Linked DNA regions of Homo sapiens: region 2 is linked to region 1. A link is an interaction called in ENCODE POLR2A ChIA-PET data of the cell type or tissue named here. Cell type or tissue: PC-3. All regions are shown on one strand. Links, peaks and the distances in the headings refer to the core of each region. The heading gives the core; the rest is flanking DNA.

The links. ChIA-PET counts read pairs that join two places held together with the same protein. Peaks named below come from ENCODE experiments on the same cell type or tissue, not always from the same donor. Only the 100,000 strongest peaks of a DNase experiment are listed, where the experiment ranks them.
Region 2: POLR2A ChIA-PET joins it to region 1 with 14 read pairs; 1 of 35 experiments calls an interaction of 5 or more read pairs at or near these places.

Annotation. Positions count from the first base shown.
Region 1 is chr14:70,916,326-70,920,730 of GRCh38, reverse strand. The region is part of intron 1 of PCNX1 (pecanex 1); the gene reads right to left. Among named protein-coding and RNA genes, the nearest start is that of PCNX1, 11 kb to the right of the region's middle. In PC-3, for the core only: no CTCF peak of the experiment used is centred there; no DNase peak of the experiment used is centred there.
Region 2 is chr14:70,527,882-70,532,286 of GRCh38, reverse strand. All of the region lies in intron 1 of ADAM20 (ADAM metallopeptidase domain 20), which reads left to right. The region is part of intron 1 of LOC105370556 (a long non-coding RNA gene); the gene reads right to left. Among named protein-coding and RNA genes, the nearest start is that of ADAM20, 4.9 kb to the left of the region's middle. In PC-3, for the core only: no CTCF peak of the experiment used is centred there; a DNase peak (open chromatin) is centred at 1,666.

The DNA.
Region 1 (4,405 bases), core at 226-4,225:
TCATAGCCTCAATTTATAAATTAGTAAAAACAGCATTATACAGAGAGCCAAGAGACAGGTGTCCATACTGTCATAAATGAGCTCTAGTCTTTTTCATCTTGGAATTATTTCATTTTACGAAATTTGTCATATGTAAAATACCTCAGTTTTAAAATAGCCTAATATAGGTTAATGGTTAGCCTGTATTAGGTTATTCAAAAATATTCAGAATACTCTCCCTCTCTTTTGTCCATCTGAAATGTATCTATCATAGATGTAAAACCTTTTGCAAATTTTTCTCATAAGATACATTTGACAAATTGTATACATCCTCAAAGAACAGAATTCTAGCCTGTGAGGGGAAAAGAAGAAAGCCATAGTAAAGATGATACTAAATGCAACACAGTGGCCTGGACTGAAGGATCTTGAAACAGAAAAAGTACAACTGATGAAATCCAAATAAAGTGTATAGTCCATTAATAGCATTGCACTAATGTTAATTTCTAATTTTTTGAAACCATGGTTATGTAACATTTTAGTATTAGAGGACACTGGGTGAAGGGTATACAGGAACTCCATCTTTGCAACTTGTCTGTAAATCTAAAATTATAACAAAATGTAAAGTTTTAAAGATGACAACTGCAATAATTAGATCTGTTGAGTATATGTCTAGACAACACTCAAACAAGGAGTGAGGAGGGGTAGGAAAAGGAAAACAGCCAGACACGTGATTCAAGCTTCTCAAAGTTGTGATTAATCTTCCTGCCTGTTCTCAGGGCAGTTGGCGCTCAGGGTTCTATTTGGCTCGTTCAAAGCTCTACAGAATGCAACTTTTTTTTCCCCCTTAAAACCTCAAAGGAAATGACTTCCTTTTCCCTAAGTTTTCTTTTCTTTCTTGTAACACAAAGCAACTAGCACTGACAGTGCAAGTTATAAAAGATGCAACTGCTCAGGTTCCAGGGATAAAAGAAGAACTCTGAACTGTTTTACAATTCTACCAAATAAAGCATCTCCTATTTGGTGGGGGGGGGGGGGGGGGGGGAGCAGAGAAACCAGAGGAACCAGAATCAGTAGCTACTTATTTCATCTATAGTATTTAGTAAAGTTCATCTATATGGATTTAGTAAAGTTCATCTATATGCTAAAGAAGTCAACAGCAATCAACTCTATAGAACGTTTGTTGTAATCTTCTCTTCTCCATATTATTAGTCTGTGCTATTCTAGTGTTATTACTCTCAGGTGTCTCAACTCACCTGCCAAAAAATTCTTAGCCCCTCCAGCTTTCCTAAGAGACACAGGAAAATCATTTAACTCAGATAACAGAAGGAGGCACTCAGTCTCTCTCAAAGAAACATTTCTGCTTGTCAGTTGCTTGCTGTGAAAATTAATTACAAAGAATAGGAAAAATCAGATCAAATTTCTTATGCAATATGTTAGTGCAGTATGCATCCTTAATTTGGACTAAAAAAGTTGAAATTTAAAAAATACTTCAAGAAAAATTCTGTCTACTGTCAAGGACAAAATATTACTGATACTTATTACTGGATGTTTCATTAAATAGTCCATTGAGTCGGGTGCAGTGGCTCATGCCCGTAATCCCAGTGACTCTGGAGGCTGAGGCAGAATGATCATTTGAGGCCAGGAGTTTGAGACCAGCCTGGGCAACATACCAAGACCCCCGCCTCAACAAAAAAATTTTAAAAAGTAGCTAGTTGTGGTGGCACAGGCCTGCAGTCCCAGCTACTCAGAAAGCTGAGACAGGAGGATCCACTGAGCCTATGAGTTTGAAGCTGAAGGGAGTTATTATCACACCACTGTACTCCAGCCTGGGCGATGAAAAAGACTTTGTCTAAAAAAAAAAAAAAAACCAAAAAACCACCAACAAACGAACACTCCATTGAATAAGAAATTGATAACAGTAACACCCTGTTTTGGAAAAGTGTTATGTGAGAGTGGGAAAACAAGTACTCTCAATACTGTTGACAGAGATTTAAATTAGCACTACCTAGTCCTAGAAGAAAATTTGGCATTTTTAACCATTCTCCTCTGCAAAATGCAGGCAGATCTTATGTTGTGCTTAGCTTTATGGTGCTTCACAGATACTGCATTTTGTACAAACTGAAAAGCTGTGACACCTCTGTGGAGCATGTCTCTATCAGCACCATTTTTCCAACAGCATGTGCTCACTTTGTCTGTGTGTCACATTTTGGTAACTCTTCAATATTTCATACTTTTTCTTTACTATATCTGTTACAGTGATCTGTAATCAGTAATCTTTGATTTTACTATTTTAGAATTACAATAGTGTAAATTCTAAAATAAAATAGTAAAATCAAAGATTTGTTGATGGGAGTACCATCAACCTTGCCCACAGACGATAGTAAAGAGTGTTCAAGTGAAAGGAAGAGTCACGTTTCTCTCACTTTAAACAAAAAGCTGGAAATGATTAAATTTAGTGAGAAAGGCACATCAAAAGCCAAGACAGGTAGAAAGCTAATCCTCATGCACCAAAAGTCAAGTTCTGAATGCAAAGGAAAAGTTCTTGAAGAATATTACAAGTGCTACTCCAGTGAACACACAAATGAATAACATTGCTGATATGGAGAAAGTTTGAGTGGTCTGAATAGAAGATCAAACCAGCCACAACATTCCCTTAATTAAGCCAAAAGCCTAATCCACAGCAAGGCCCCAACTCTCTTCAATTCTATGAAGGCTAAGAGGTGAGGAAGCTGAAGAAAATTTGACTCTAGCAGAAGTTGGTTCATGAGGTTAAAGCTGTTGCCATAACATAAAAGTTTACATGAAGCAACAAGTGCCGATGTAGAAGCTGCAGCAAGTTATCCAGAAGATCTAAGATCACTGATGGTGGCTACACCAAACAACAGATTTTTGGTGTAGATAAAACAACCTTCTGGAAGAATATGCCATCTAGGCCTTTCATAGCCAGAGAAGGTTAAGTCAATATCTGGCTTTAAAGCTTCAAAAGACAGGCTGACTCTTTTGCTAGTGTCTAATGCAACTGGTGACTGTAAGTTAAAGTCAATGCTCATTGGCCATTCCAAAAATCCAAGAGCCCTTAAGAATTATTCCAAATTTATTCTGCCTGTGTTCTATAAATGGAACAATAAAGCCCAGAAGACATCACATCTGTTTACAGCATGGTTTACTAAATATTTTAACCCCATCTTTGAGACCTACTGGTCTGAAAAAAAGATTCCTTTCAAAATACTACTGCTCCTTGACATGGTACCTAGTTATCCAAGAGCTCTGATGGAGACATAGAAGAAAATTAATGTTGTTTTCATGCCTGCTAACACAACATCTATTCTCCAGCCCCATGGATCAAGGAGTAATTTTGACTATCAAGTCTTAGTATTTAAGAAATACATTTCATAAGGCTGTCAGACAGTGATTCCTCTGATGGATCTGGATGAAGTAAACTGAGAACCTTCTGGAAAGGTCTCACCATTCTAGATGCCATTAAGAACATACATGATTCATGGGAGGTAGAAATATTAACATTGACAAGGTGTTTGGAAGAAGTTTATTCCAACCCTCATGGATAACTTTGAGGGGTTTAAGACTTCAGTGGAGGAAATCCCACAGATGTGGTGAAAACAAAAAGAGAACTAGAATTGGAAGTAGAGCCTGAAGATGTGACTGGATTGCTGTAATCTCATGACACAACTTGAAAAGATGAGGAGTTGCTTCTTATGGGTGAGCAGAGAGAGTGATTTCCTGAGATCCAATTTGCTCCTGGCGAAGACGCTGTGAACACTGTTGAAATGACAACAAAAGATCTAGAATATTACATCAACTTAGCTGACAAAGCAGTAACAGGATTTGAGACAGCTGACTCTAATTTTGAAAGAAGTTTTACTGTGGGTAAAACGCTATCAAGCAGCATTACACGTACAGATAAATCTTTCATGAAAAGAAGAGTCAATTGATGCTGCAAACTTCATTGTTGTCTTATTTTAAGAAATTGCCACAGCCACCTCAACCTTCAACAGTCACCCCCTGGTCTGTCAACAACACTTAGGCAAGACCCTTCACCAGCAAAAAAATGACAACTCGCCGAAGGTTCAGATAATCCTTGGCATATTTTTAAGCAATAATGTATTTTTTAATTAAGGTATATACATTGTATTTTTAGACACAATGGTACCGCACACTTAACAGACTACAGCATAATGTAAATATAACTTTTATATGCACTGGAAAACCACAAAATTTGTGACTCATTTTATTGCAATATTCGCTTTATCGCAGTGATCTGGAACCAAACTTGCAATATCTCCAAGGTACGCCTGTACTCTCTTTCCCTGGCTCTTTTTTCGTCTTCATTTTACAACTCTGTCTTCCTTTGCTGATTTCTAAATGCTGTTTAGGCCTTGGAATTCTGTCCAAGGCCATTTTCTTTTTA
Region 2 (4,405 bases), core at 106-4,105, 390 kb after region 1:
CTTTTGCATGTGGATATCCAGTTTTTCCAATACTGCTTATGGAAGAGACTATTTTTCCCCCATTGTGTAGTTTTGGCACCTTTATCAGAGGTCATTTATTCATACATGTCTGGGTTTACTTCTGGGCTCTGTATTCTGTCTGTTTTTATGCCAGTACCATGCTGTTTTTACTACTGTATATTTATAATATATTTTGAAGTCAGATAGTATGAGGCTTCCAGCTTTATTCTTCTTTCTCAAGATTGTTTTGGCTGTTTGGGGCCATTTGTGCTTCTTTATAAATTTTGAATTGTTTTTCTAATTCTGCTAATAATGCCACTGAGATTTTGTTAGGGATTCTATTGAATCTGTAGATTGCTTTGGATAGTGTGGACATTTTAACAATATTAAGTCTTCTAGTCTATGAATGAGATGTCTTTCCATTTATTTATGTCTTCTTTAATTTTTTTCAGCAAGGTTTTGTGATTTCAAGTGTACATGTCTTTAATTTTTTAAATTTAAGATTATTCCTAAGTATTTTATTCTTTCTGATGCTATTGTAAATAGAATTGTTTTCTTATTTTTCAGGTGATTTATTGTTAGTATATAATTATGCACGTGACTTTTGTAGTTGATTTTGTATCCTGCAACTTTGTTGAATTCATTTATTAGCTATAACAGGTTTGTTTTTGTAGAATCTTTAGAGTTTTCTACAGATCAAGTCATCCGTGAACATAGATCATTTTACTTCTTCCTTTCTGATATGGACATTTTAATTTCTTTTTCTTGTCTAATTTCTCTGGCTAGGACTTCCCATACTGTTTTATAGAAGTGGATAAAATGGATATTCTTGCCTTGTTCCAGATCTTAGAGGAAAAGCTTTCAGTTTTTCATCATTGAGTACAATGTTAGCTGTGTACTTTTCCATACATGCCTGTATAATGTTGAGACCATTTTCTTGTATTCCTAGAATGTCAAGTATTTTTTATCAAAAAAGTGTGTTGGATTTTGTCAAATGCTTTTTCTGCATCTATTGAGATGATCATGTAATTTTTATCCTTCTGCCTGTGAATGTGATATATCACAATGATTGGTTTTTGAATGTTAAACTATCCTTGTATCATAGTAATTTCTTTTAGACCTTTTTATTTCTAAGTCATTAGTTATAATGTCTCCTTTTTCATTTCTGATTTTTGTTTTGTTTTTCTCTTAGCTGCTCTAGTTAAAGGTTTGCCAATTTTGTTGATCTTTTCAAATACCAATTTGTATTGATTTTTAAATGGTCTATTCTCTATTTTGTTTATTACTGCTCCAATGTTTATGTCTTTTTTCTGTTGACTTTCAGCGTAGTTTTTTCTTCTTTCCTTCTAGTTCCTGAAGGTGTAAAGTCAGGTTGTTTATTTGAGATTTCTCTCTCTCTTTTTTTTTTTTAAATGTCAGTATTTATCTCTGTAAACTTCTCTTTTAGGACTGCTTTGCTGCATCCTATAAGTTTTGGTATGCTGTGTTTTCATTTTTATGTCAAGATATTTGCTAATTTCCCTCTTAGTTTCTTCTTTGACCCAATGGTTGGTGTTGTTTAATTTCCATCTGCAGATGAACCACATAAGAATGTTTTGGGCAATGATGGATCGCATATATGACAGTGGTCTCATATTACAATGGAGCTGAAAAATTCCTATTGTCTAGTGACTTTGTAGCCATCTAATGTCACATCGTAATGCATTACTCATGTGTTTGTGGTGATGCTGGTGTAAACAAACCTATGCATTACCAATCATATAAAAGTATAGTACATGCAATTATGTGTAGTACATAAAGTTGATAATGATGATAAAAGATTTCCTATACTATACTTTTTATCATTATATTAGAGTATACTTCTACATATATTTTTTAAAAGTTAGCTAACTGTAAAACAGCCTCAGGCAGTTCATTCAGGAGGTGTTCCAGAAGAAGGCATTGTGATCATAGGAGATGACAGCTCCATGTATGCTATTGCCCCTTCCAATGGGACAAGATATGGAGGCAGAAGACAGTGATTATTGATGATCTTCACCCTGTGACGACCTAGGCTAATGTTTGTGTTTGTGTCTTAGTTTTTAACAAAAAATTTTAAAAGTAAGAAAAAATAATTTTAAAAATAGAAAAAGCTTATAGAATAGGGATATAAAAATTTTTGTATTTTTAGTAGAGATAGGATTTCACCATCTTGTCCAGGCTGGTTTCAAACTCCTGACCTCGTGATCCACCCGCCTTGGCCTCCCAAAGTGCTGGGATTACAGGCGTGAGCCACCATGCCTGGCCTACGATGTAAAAATTTTTGTACAGCTGTACAATGTTTTATGTTTCAAGCTAAGTGTTATTACAAAACAGTCAAGAAGTTGAAAAATTAAAAGTATATAAAGTAAAAAAGTTATAGTAAGCTAAGTTTAATTTATTATTAAAGAAATTTTTAAAAATAAATGTATTGTAGCCTAAGTGCACAGTGTTTATAAAGTTTACAGTAGTGTACAGTAATGTCCCAGGCCTTCACATTCACTCACCATTTACTTACTGACTTACCCAGAGAAACTCCTAGTTCTGCAAGCTCCATACATGATGAGTGCCCTAAACAAGTGAACCATTTTATATCTTTTATGCCATATGTTTACTGTTTCTATGTTTAAATATGTTTATATACACAAATACTTACCATTGTATTCCAGTTGCCTATAGTATTCAGTATAGTAGCATGCTGTACAGGTTTGTAGCATAGGAACAATAGGCTATCCAATATAGCCCAGGTGTATAGTAGGCTATACCATTCTAGGTTTGTAGAAGTACACTCTATGATGTTTGCACAATGACGAAATCACCTAACAACACATTTCTCAGAATTTGTCTCCATTGTTAAGTGATAAATGAGTGTATTTGTGAATTTTTCAGATTTCATTACATTATTGATAGCTAGTCTCATTCTATTGTGGTCAGAAAGATGCTTGGGGTGATTTCAATCTTAAATTTGTTAAGACTTGTTTTATGACCTAATATGTGAACTATCCTGGAGAATATTTTGTGTGCCCTTGAGAAGAATGTGTGTTCTGATGTGTTGGGTAGAATGTTCTGTGTGTGTTTGTTAGGTCCATATGGTCTATAGTATGGTTCAAGTCAGTTTCTTAAATTGATTTTCTGTCTGGATGTTCTATCCATTATTGAAAATAGGGTATCAAAATATCTTACTATTATTGTGTTGCTATCTATTTCTCCCTTAAATTATGTCAATGTTTGCTTCATACATTTGGGTTCTCCAATGTTGGGTGCATATATTTCTAATTGTTATATCTTCCTGATAAATTGAGCCCTTTTATCATTATATAGTCTCATCTTTTGTCTCTTGTAACAGTTTGTTTTGCTTTTAGATGCATATGAAATTATTTTTACTACAAACAAGATGTAGTCAAACCTGCTTTAGGAAGCTTCAGTCATTGTCTAACACAGATGTTCCAGGTGATTGCCCATTCTGTCAGACTCAAGGAGGTTCTCTCTTTTCATGTGGCCATCTATCAGCCTGTTTATAGTTTTCTCTTCTTGATAGCATCATCTACTGTGTCCTTGTCAAAACCTTTCCAGGTTTGGGTTTGTGTATTTTCCCAAGCCTCTCATTTCTTGGACAATTTCTTTCATCATTGTCAGTCAAATCTGGCATGGTCAGATTATCTCCACTAAGCTCTGGAATGAGGAAACCTTTTTGTTTAACACATCCTAAGAAGGATTCTCCAATTCTACCTGGACATATGGAACAGTTCAACCCCCTATACATTAGGGGAAACCTATGTATCCAGTGATTAATATAATCATGAAAAGAAATAAAGTATCCAGTTATTAATACAATCATGAAAAGAAAATGAAAAGGACTTTCTTAGAAGATGGACCTAAGTGATCCTTATCTATTCACTTTCTGATCCATTTCCTCACAACCATATCTAAAAAAGAAGATAGTAGATGGCAAAGATATAAAATTGTCTCCCAATTGTTGTTCCAAACTCCCCCGCCCACTGCGAGTGCATCATCATTCAGTTGCTTTTAATATTGTATTGAACTTCACATTCACCTTTGTTTTATGCAGGTTTAACATAATTATATTAAGGATACTAAGCTTTCTTTAGCCAAAAGTATGAACATTTTATATCAATAACAATATTTCTGCTATATTTTTCTACCAAATTATAGTTTAACTGGTGATGTGGTAGAACCACACATAAAAAAGCAGACCATATACATAAATATTTCAAACACAGGATATGATGCTTATTCAGAAGTTTACAGAATATTAATGATGCAAAGCAGAAGTTGAATTTAATCTAAACATTGAAGGATACTATAATGTGGTTCAAGAATGAGGAAAGGTTTAGATGATTTAGATAAGGGTAGGGCATGAACAAAG